2 separate regions of the Homo sapiens genome follow, and region 2 is linked to region 1. The links are chromatin loops, found by intact Hi-C in ENCODE. Cell type or tissue: Calu3. All regions are shown on one strand. Links, peaks and the distances in the headings refer to the core of each region. The heading gives the core; the rest is flanking DNA. Region 1 overlaps MYH15 (myosin heavy chain 15). Region 2 overlaps MYH15 (myosin heavy chain 15).

Region 1 (5,386 bases), core at 249-5,248:
TTTTAGTGGTTCTTTCTGGTTCAAACAAGCTCTGAGTCTAATATATTGCTAAATATAAATCTTATTGCCTAAATGATAGTGAATGTTCTCTTTGCTATCCTTGCATTCTCCACTATTTCTAGAATTCCAGGCCTGTCTAAGTCCACAGAGCCAAGCTGGCATTTCTCTAAATAGAATTCCCTTCCCTGTTTTAATGGCAGCAATTAGATACTATCTATCCTTTCTCTTGTCTCAAATTCTCTCCCTAGTGTTATCTTACTAGGTTCAGGTTCGGCTTGAATTTGTGGCAGGTTGTTATTAATCTTACCTAAAAAAAAAATTAGCTTACTTTCAAGACTTGTGTTGCTCATGGTGGTCATGACCTTTTTGTTAATGTGTGTCCCCTACAGTCCCAGAGTGCCCTGGCCCATGCCCTGCAGAAGGCTCAGCGTGACTGTGACCTTCTACGAGAGCAGTATGAGGAAGAACAAGAGGTCAAGGCTGAGCTGCACCGGACCTTATCCAAAGTCAATGCTGAAATGGTGCAATGGAGAATGAAGTATGAAAACAATGTCATCCAGAGAACAGAAGACTTGGAGGATGCCAAGTGAGTAGGGCAAGGCTATCCTTAACCTGGAGTTACTCACATGGAGCAGTATGAGAATAATGACTCTGTCTCCAAGGCCTCATGGTATGCACTTAACAAATCCTTGCCGAGTGCAGGAACAAGCCCAAAACCAAAGCTGAAACGTGCACTGCTGGTAAGAAGCACACTCTGTAGAGGGACTAAAAATATAAAAAGTATAATACAAAGTGACAGAGACTATAAAGAGGTCCTGGGGAGAGAAAGGAGGCTCTTTCTAGGGGCACAAGGGAAGTTTTCATAAAAGATGTGACTTTGAGCCGTGGTGTGAAAATAGGCTATCGTTTAAAACCCTGTATTTCATTTGTAACGCCATAATAATTGAGTCCATGTGTGTACGTGTCTCCATCAAAGTCGTTGTGTCCCTGGTCTACAACTTGTAGACTACAAAGTAGTCTGTGAAGATGGACAGGGAAGCTGGAAAAAAATGTTAGGATCTGTCGTCATGTCTTCTAGGACAAAGGTTGCTTTGAAAAGAAATCATCCCCAGGCCACCCCTAAGATTAGAATATCAATTTTATAGCCATTTCTATGTAAAGGTTTTAAAAGTTTTTAGGAGTTACACAAGTTTGGGGCACAGCTGAATTGAGACTCAGTACCAGGGTATAGAACTGAAGCATTTTGCTTAGAGGCCAGGAAACTGTACCTTTAAGAGAAATTGTCAAACCCCAGCTTATAATCATTCAAGGTTTACTCAAAAGAATGTGTCCCTGGCTTGGTAGCTTGGCAAAAATCCAGGGAAGATCAATACATTTCTCTTTAGCTTCAACCAGAAATAATGTTTTTCAGTTCTTCACCTAAATCTTTGAGAGGCATTGCTGTGCAATTGCTGAACAGCTGCTGTGTTTTGTCCCAGAAGGGGTACCAAGTGATCCATCTCTGTACCCACAGTAACTTAAAAAGGGCTTTAGAATGACAGATACTAAAAATACCTGCAGTAGATGTTTTATCAAAACTCTGGACCACAGAAAGTTTTGGCTTTGAACTGAGATGCCCTCTTATATCCAAATATGGTATTTACTTCTGAAGTAAGATTTTTCCCCCTTCTAATGATTGAAGAATTCAGGTGAAATTGCCTATCTATCATTCTGTTTGATGGTTTCTTTTGGGATTGGGTAGGAAAGAGCAAAAGAATATAGATTACTTTATGACCACATGGGTTTGTTGGAACTAGTTCTGTAGTATGTAATAACTAAAGAAAATAAAGGGCAAACATGGTACTCTGTGAAGACAATTTTTTACTTTCAAATTGGTGGGACATAGAATAAATAAAACTTTGTCTGTATTATGCTTTTCCTCTAAATCACCTCAGGGAGGTAGGCAGCTACAAAACAATCTAGGGTCCTGGTTTCTTTTGTTATTATTAAAGTTAAAGATTTGCCTGCTTTGATTTCCAGGCTGGGGTTCAAATGATGAGTTAGTTTAGCAGACTCAAGCTTATCTAAGACCCATTGTACTGCTTCTGAATTCTAAGTTCCCCAAGGATAAGGATTTAGTTTCTTAATTTCCAATATCCCTTTACATATTCGAGATAACTAAGTAGGTGCTTATGGTTGGCAAGTTAAGGAGCAAAATAGTAGTTGATATTAAACGTAGAACAAAGTTATTGGTAAAACAAGGGTAACCAGTTTGTCCAGTTTGCCCTGGATGTTTCCTGTTTTAGCTTTGAAAGTCTCATGTCCTGGTGTATTAGTCTGTTCTCACACTGCTAATAAAGACATACCCAAGACTGGGTAATTTATAATGGAAAGAGATTTAATTGACTCACAGTTCACCATGGCTGGGGCGACCTCAGGAAACTTACAATCCTGGTGGAAGGGGAAGCAAATAGGTCCTTCTTCACATGGTGGCAGGAAGAGAAGTGAGTGAATAAAAAAGGGGAAAGCCCCTTATAAAACCATCAGATCTCATGAGAACTTACTCGCTGTCATGAGAACAACATGAAGGTTACCGCCTCGATGATTAAATTACCTCCCACTAGTCCCTCCCATGACATGTGGGGATTATGGGAACTACAAGATGAGATTTTGGTGGGGACACAGCCAAACCATATCACCTGGTGAAACCCCTCAGTCCCAGGCAGTCCAGTATGATCAGTCACCCAAAGTGAAACTCCTATTTTATCAACAAGCATTTCTAAAGTAGTTAAAATATATGTAATTATTTCACTTGACTCCTACTGCCTTAAGTCAGGTAAAGCATCAGAATATCCTCTTAACGTTTAAGAAACATGAAGCAGAAAAGTGAAGTGAGTATGGCTAGGAAGCCGGGGGCAGAGTGTTGTTAGAGCCTAGATGCTTCCTGGATCCTGAGCACATAGGGGTTTTTGCAGGATTCCACCAAAAGGGGACTTTATTACCACATTCCTCTGTTGGGCTAGTTATGCAGTCCTATTAATTCCGGAGAACCTTTTTTTCTGTTTAATAGCAGTAGATGAGAAAAAGCTTTGGTACATACAGTACTTTTCATCTAAGAAGTATAATGAATGAGTAAGAATGGGACTGCCAGCAACCCTGCAGGAGATGTAAGAAACAGAACACATTTCATCCATTAGAATTCCTAATAGTAGCATATTACGGGGGTGGTGGAGAAAGAAGCACTGTAATAAATTACTCCATCTCAGAGATGCCCAAGGAACAGCAGATGGGGGCTAAAAAACCCCATAAGAACAGTAGGACCTGTTAAGTGAGCATAATGAGATGGGTTTGGGAATATAAATCTGGAGAGAGGAGCTGAGGTGGAGAACAAACTCGGAGAGAAGAAAGAATTGTGTCATGTTGAGGAGCCACATGATGAGAGAAAATAAGCAGGAAAAAGCAAGAGAGTGTTCTTTAGAAGCAACACAGCCAAGGAGCTCTTTAGTGACTACATATGGCTACAGATTTGTAAGGTGCTTACTGTTGGTAGGGTGTTCAGTACAATCTTCCTTTTCTCCCCCTTCTTAGGAAATAATCAAGTCAGTATTGCTTATTAGAGCTTTAGGATAAGCAAATATTTGTAGGAATTCAAAGAGATTCTGAGTTCCAAGTGCAGGTTGGCAAAGGGGGAAAATAAAGACCCCATGCACACAGGAGGCAGAGGATGGTGGTCATAGACAGTGAGGTCACTTTCAGATAGGAGCTGCTGTTGCTTTATACCACTAAGTCCACTGCAGAGGCGCCATCTTACTTTGCACCCAAGCTCTATCTTTAATCCAGGGCAGACTTGATGAGCTCTCTGAGAGTTATTGCCTCACTCACTCTTTGGGTGTCCTCCTTTCTCAGGAAGGAACTGGCAATTAGATTGCAGGAGGCAGCCGAAGCCATGGGGGTGGCCAATGCCAGAAATGCCTCCTTGGAGAGAGCCAGGCACCAGCTGCAGCTGGAGCTCGGGGACGCCCTGTCTGACCTCGGGAAGGTCCGCTCTGCAGCAGCCAGGCTGGACCAGAAGCAGCTGCAGTCTGGCAAGGCCCTTGCCGACTGGAAGCAGAAGCACGAGGAGTCCCAGGCGTTGCTGGATGCCTCTCAGAAGGAAGTTCAGGCTCTCAGTACAGAGCTCCTCAAGCTCAAGAACACCTATGAGGAGAGCATCGTGGGCCAGGAGACACTCAGGAGGGAGAACAAGAACCTCCAAGGTACACCGAGCTGGGCTCAGAGCCAAAGCCAGAGCGGGTAGCTCAGGAAGAGCCCTGGCTACAGGCAAGGCTGTCTTCAGCATTTTCACATTCCCAACATGTTTTAACTTTTCAATTTTTATACTTCTGTTTGACTTATTTTTTTTTTACTTTAGATGCTGTTTGTATTAAATTAATTCTAAAAGTAAGACTAGTTTCCTACCTTTAACTTCAGTTCCCCTCTGTAAAGGAAGCCAGTGCTGAAAATTTCTTGATATCCACAACCGTACCAAGATTTTCCATGTGTGCTATACTCAAGTGTGTAGTTTTTACCCAAATTGCATATTGTTCTACACCTTTTTTTCATATATGAATATATTTCCCGATTTAATGAATATTTCTATAGCCCATACTACGTACCAGGCACTGTTTAACTATTTATTGTTAAATTTTCAGAATAGTCTAGTGTTAGTTTTCTCATCTGTAAAATGAAGGTTATATAGGTCATAAGTTGAGTAACTTGTTCAAATTCACATTTGATAAGTCGCAGATCTGGGATTTGAGCCCAGCCAGCACGGCTCCAGCATATACGCACTTAACTACTGAGCTGTGCAACCTTCCCACGTACCTTGTGGGTCTTTGCATGCCTGTACATGGAGACCTACCATAAGCTTTTTAATAGCTACATAGTGTTTTGTAATAAAGATGGCTATCATTTAACTAGACTTTATTCATTTTAGATCCAATTATTCACAAATATGAATAATCCTACATTATATATCCCTATACATGTATTTATGCACATGTAAAAATATTTCAGTAGAATGGATCCCTGGAAAAGAAATTGCTGGGGTAATGAAATGAATTTTTAAATTTTGATTTACTGCCAAACAGCCCTTCAAAGAGGCTGCCAACTTATCCCAGCACCAACAGCAATGTGCATGAAAACCCTGAGATGCCCTGGAAGCAAGTTCATTACTGTTGGAGGCGTAAATGAAGCTTACTTTCTGTTGACCTACATAGTCTATGATCAAGGCACTAGATGGAGACGTGACGGGTGCTAAAACAGTGGTTAGAAAACTTTAGCTACGTCCAAACCAGCTGGAGGGCTTGTTAAAGCACAGATGGCTGGGGCCCACCCCCAGAGTTTCTGACTCAGTAGGTCTGAAGGA
Region 2 (5,386 bases), core at 58-5,057, 60 kb before region 1:
CTATAATACTAACTATACTATATTGAAATAATCTGCTTAGATTTTTGTCTTCTAACCTCTTTGAAGCATGAACTGTGTCTAATTCATCTTAGTACTCCAAGCATCTAAAACAATGCCCTGTAAGCCGTAAGTGCTCCACGCATGTTAAAATAGACTACATTGAGCTAAACTTGAATCACGATCAGCAGGACACATAACTGAGCTATTTCTTGGCAGGGGGTTAGAGTTGTTCAGCAGTTTCATACCTTCTTAGACATTCACCACAACATGCATGCATGACATGCTATGTTTATAGAACAGGGTTTTTCTCTGTATAAAACTAATGAGCCCAAATAGCAAGAAGAGCAGATTTGGAATGTTTCTAATATAAAGAAATGATCAGTGTTTGAGGTATAGATGTGCTGATAACCCTGATTTGATCATTACCACATTGTATACATGTATCAAAATATCATTCTGTACCTCATAAATATATATAATTATTTATCAATTAAAATAATAATAAAAACAAAAAAAAGCAAAAATAAAAAATAAAAAAAAAAATAAGGAGCCCCTAGGAGGGCTGAGAACAAGTCTTCAGCTCTCTAATATTGTGTTCTGAGGAATTAAAGACACAATATTATAGTAAGGACTCCAGCCTTTACTATAATAGGACCAGTGAAACAAGCTAATATATTATTATTCAACATTAAAATAAAAAATCCTCCTCCTCTCGCTCTCTCTCTCTCTCCTGGAGACATAGTAAGAAAGCATGCTCTAAGGCTTTTTTTTTTCCCTTAGGAATTTTTCTGATTTTATAGAGACAATTGCCATTGCTAAAAATAGAGACATGTATGCTCTGTTGATGACAATTGCAAAAGATGGGAAAAATTTTTGCAACGTTAACATTCTATACAAAATTTAGTTCTAGCTATAATGCTAACTAACTCTGATACCTTGGTTAATTGTCTTCATCTCTCTGAGCCCCACAGTGAAGTGGTTGAACAACTTTGTATTTCTCAATGGTAATTGGCATTTAAGATGGGACAGTTCTTTATGGATGAGAGTGTCCTGCACACTGTAGATGTTTGGGATTCCTGGCCCCCAGGTAACTGAATGCCAGTAGCATTCTTAGTCACTGTGACAACCAGAAAATGCCACTTGCATTTCTAAATGCATTCCTCCTTTGAGGAGATACCATCCCAAGGTGAAAGCTGCTATATATGACTATCAAGAACTAAGGATCTTCAGGTCTAGTATTTTATGATTCCATGATATTTCTAACTATGTCACCTAGAAATAAGTTACTTTATGATTAATAATAAAATAATAATAATGTCCACTGAGTACTAACTATAGGTGATGTACTAAGTGCTTTGTATGGATTATCTCATTTAATCGAATAACAAGCCTATGAAGTAGGTCTTGTTATTTCTATTTTACAGCTACAGATAGTGACCCTTAGAAAGATTAACCACTCAAGGTGACACAACTAGTAAGTAAATACTGGGGTGAGGATGAGAAAGTGATAAAAGCAGAAAAGGGGTGGAAAAGGGAGGATTAACATTTATTGGATACTAAGCGTCAAATATGCTGTCAGTTTATATCCTCTGTCTCACTGGATATCTCACAACAACCCTGAGCTACACATATTTCATTATTATTATTTTACAGATGAGAAAGAGAGGGATCAACATAGTTAAAAATTTTGGCTGGGCACGGTGGCTCACGCCCATAATTCCAGCACTTTGGGAGGCCGAGGCGGGTGGATCACCTGAGGTCAGGAGTTTGAGACCAGCCTGGCCAACATGGTGAAACCTTGTCTCTACTAAAAATACAAAAAATTAGCCGGGCATTGTGGTGTGTGCTTGTAATCCCAGCCACTTGGGAGGCTGAGGCAAGAGAATCGTTTGAACCTTGGAGGCGGAGGTTGCAGTGAGCTGAGATCGTGCCATTGTACTCCAGCCTGGGCAACAGAGCAACACTCTGTCTCAAAAACAAACAAAAAAGATTAACTATTTGACTTTGTTATTTTTTTTCTGTTGTTGTTTTCTATATGCACTATTGCCCCCCAGTAACCAAAGCCTTCTGTGAGGTTATTTTAAAAAGAGCTAAGAAATGGGTGCATTTAACCCTTGAAAAGTGGAAATATAGATTTAGCCACCTCATTTCCTCTCCATTGGACAGAAAATGATGAAAATGATTAATTAGTGAGCAACATATTGATCTGTTTCATGAATTCATTCAGCAGACCTTTACCATCCATTTATCCTACTGCCTACATTTCCAGGCTTTCTTCTTGTGTTTCTCCACTACTTGCCACACCTGACCTAACAGTGTCTCTCCCACTCCCACTTCTCAAGTATTTAGGGAATTAAAAGGGGGTGAGCAAGTTAGTCATGTTCTTTTTAAAGTTTCAGAGTGACTGCTGTAGACAGAGTGATTTCTTCAGTGTTACAGAGGATGAAAATCATTCTTGATGCTTTATTTGTACGTGTGTGCTCTTGATGCTGATAATAAAAAACTGTGATGCCATCCGGCTTATGGATTACTGTGGAAATGACTCAAGATAACTGATCAGGGAGTGGGTGACTCATAACTAAATCACCACCAGACACCAACTGGCTCCTGCTGTGTGCTCTCTCCTGGGCAGAAGGATGGATGTGATAGGTCTATTTTAAATGTTAAGTGATTGGAGCACGTTCTGTTTCCAGGCTTGGAGAATGGCCAGCTAAAATTCTCCCTTCCTTGGAGTATGTCAGAAACCTGCTACTACAGCAGCGCTATTGGAGTTATGGAAGTAGGATCTGCATTTGTAGAGCATCATCCAGGCACAAAGGTTGGCGCTCTCCCCAGTAGGTTACTTTAGAACCTTTTCCACACCCCTCCAGGGAAGGAAAAGGCAGCCTCAGTTTTACAGCAGGAGAATCTGAGTCAGAATGATTCACAAATGGCTATTCTCTGTCCAGGTTGTTGAGAGCAAAACTGGGAACTAATATAATAAAGAGTTGGAAGCTAAGGCTAGGAAGATCCTTTAAGAGTGTTTTTCAGATGAAGATGTTGCTTTCCAGAAAGGTTAGATCACTTGCCAAAGGTTACACAATTTATAGCAGCTACAGCAGTGGCAGAACAAGGGTTAGGGATTATAAATTTCTAATGTACTATACCACTACTTTTCAAACTATTGTGCATAGTATTACAAATATTCTGAATCTTATTAAGATGGTAAGGAAGACTTCATTCAGGACTGCTGCAATAGATATATTGCAACAGGGGAGAGATACTGGGCTCAGCTGCAAGTAAAACAAGGATAAGTGGGGATTTACAGCCCAAGACCAGAAGGAGGGGATCAGTGGATGGAAAATTACTAACAGGGGGTAGGAGGATTTTTTTAAATTGACCTAACAGGATTCTTGCTAAAGGCAGGCCAAGAACATATACATCAAAGGTGAGGGATAAGGAATTTAATCAGAGATCAAGGGTGAGTGATTCAGCAGACTTCTTCCTGCAGCTGGGCTAGACAGGCTGAAGACAGGACAGGTAAGGTGGAGGCAAGGGGTCAGAGGATCCTCATTAAAGTTTGGTCAAGGAGAGAGTCTTTGTCAATAGGAATCAGCTGGGGATTGTTAGCTTACAGATTCTGATTCAGTAGGTCTGGGACTGGGCCTGAGAGTTTGCATTTTTAACAAACTCTTAGGTGGTGCTGCTGCTGGTCTTAGGATCACACTTTGAATAGCAAGGCTTTGGGACACATCACCACACCATACCCCGGGATAGTTAGTCCTTTAATAATAGGAACATGATTCCTCTCATCTGTGTTTTCATAAAGAGGCACCAGGCTAGCTTACTCCTTTCTCCTACCCATCTCCTTTCCTCCTTTTTCTTCCCTTCCTCTCCCCTTCATTTTCCCCCTCCCTCCCTCCCTTCTTTCCTTCCTTCCTTCCTCCCTCCCTCCCTTCCTTCCTCTTTCTCCTTTTCTTTCTTTCTTTCTTTTTCTCTCTCTCTCTCTTTCTTTTCTTCCTTTTCTCATTGTATTCAGCAGAATGTTGGAAGCACAGAAGGTCAATAAAGACATCCTAATTTGACTAGAAGGCAGTTGCTGATAGAGAATGCCCGGGATTAAAATGAACACTTCAGTCAGATGAAGGAGTGTTTTCAATGTGATTTCTAGGTAACCTGTGCTGTCGGTGCCCTGTCCAAGTCAATGTATGAAAGGATGTTTAAGTGGCTAGTGGCACGGATCAACAGGGCCCTGGATGCCAAGCTGTCAAGGCAGTTCTTCATTGGCATTCTTGACATCACTGGTTTTGAAATCCTTGAGGTAAGTGTATCTGGTAAGAAGGAAGTCAATGCATATTTATAAGAAGATTAGAAAACGTTACTTGAAGATGGGAAAATATGGTCAAAGCATGGGGATCATTCTATGCAAACCTTAAGGGCTACCTTGTTTGGAAAAGAGCTATAATTAATATCAATAATAATTATTGTTATACTTAATGGTATTAAGTATTTATTGATTTCTTAATTCTGGCTTACATAAAGGTAAATGGAGGTAAAGGAATTAATTATGATTTTAAATTTTAATACCATTAAGTGCTATATTATTGTAATAATCTTTAGAAAATTGTACTTAATGATATTACAATTCAAAATTACAATTAATTAAGTTAATTGAGCATTTGTTACTTGTTGGGTCTATTTCTGATCATATAATAATGGTTATGGTTTTTTCTTTACTGGACATTCTTGAAAGTGGACCTCAATTTTATTTTTATCTCTTCTTCTTACCTATTCATATCCTTGAAGTATAATAGCCTTGAGCAACTTTGCATTAATTTTACCAATGAAAAATTACAACAATTCTTCAATTGGCACATGTTTGTTCTGGAGCAAGAGGAATATAAGAAAGAAAGCATTGAATGGGTGTCTATTGGCTTTGGTCTGGATTTGCAAGCTTGCATAGATCTCATTGAGAAGGTAATATATGTTTTTCTCTTTGTCCATTTTCATTTCGGGAGAATTGTCCCTGCCTGCTATGTTGATCCATGTCAGGACTTAGGCCCTATCAGAGGATGGGAAATGGGGGCGGAAAGCCCTGCACATTTTATCTTAATGGTGTTTGTGTGCATCACCTGTGGCATCCAAACGAAACTCTCTTGTCAGTTGCCCCACTCCATCATCTCTAATGCAGGCTTTCACTGCACATTTGATGCTAATGCATGGCCTCCACTGTTAACGTGAGCGGAAACTTGTTGAGTTTAAAAATGGTCATGCTCTTGACTGGAAAAACACAGAGCTAAAAATATGAGCACTGTAGGGCCTAACTGATTAACATAAGGTGAATGAGTAGACCCAGAGCAGCTTAACAAAATTTGGCAAATTAGCATGCAAACAAACAACTGCCATC

The links. A loop is a pair of places that touch in the nucleus more often than their neighbours do. Peaks named below come from ENCODE experiments on the same cell type or tissue, not always from the same donor. Only the 100,000 strongest peaks of a DNase experiment are listed, where the experiment ranks them.
Region 2: a loop joins it to region 1, with 2.6 times the contacts of the local background. A loop is called at or near these places in 8 of 110 quality-filtered maps.

The regions. Positions count from the first base shown.
Region 1 is chr3:108,409,432-108,414,817 of GRCh38, reverse strand. It overlaps MYH15 (myosin heavy chain 15), which reads left to right. Exons shown (of 41, transcript NM_014981.3): 30 at 390-586; 31 at 3,886-4,235. Among named protein-coding and RNA genes, the nearest start is that of MYH15, 98 kb to the left of the region's middle. In Calu3, for the core only: no CTCF peak of the experiment used is centred there; a DNase peak (open chromatin) is centred at 2,277.
Region 2 is chr3:108,469,612-108,474,997 of GRCh38, reverse strand. MYH15 (myosin heavy chain 15) reads left to right here. Exons shown (of 41, transcript NM_014981.3): 13 at 4,151-4,300; 14 at 4,786-4,956. Among named protein-coding and RNA genes, the nearest start is that of MYH15, 38 kb to the left of the region's middle. In Calu3, for the core only: no CTCF peak of the experiment used is centred there; a DNase peak (open chromatin) is centred at 2,607.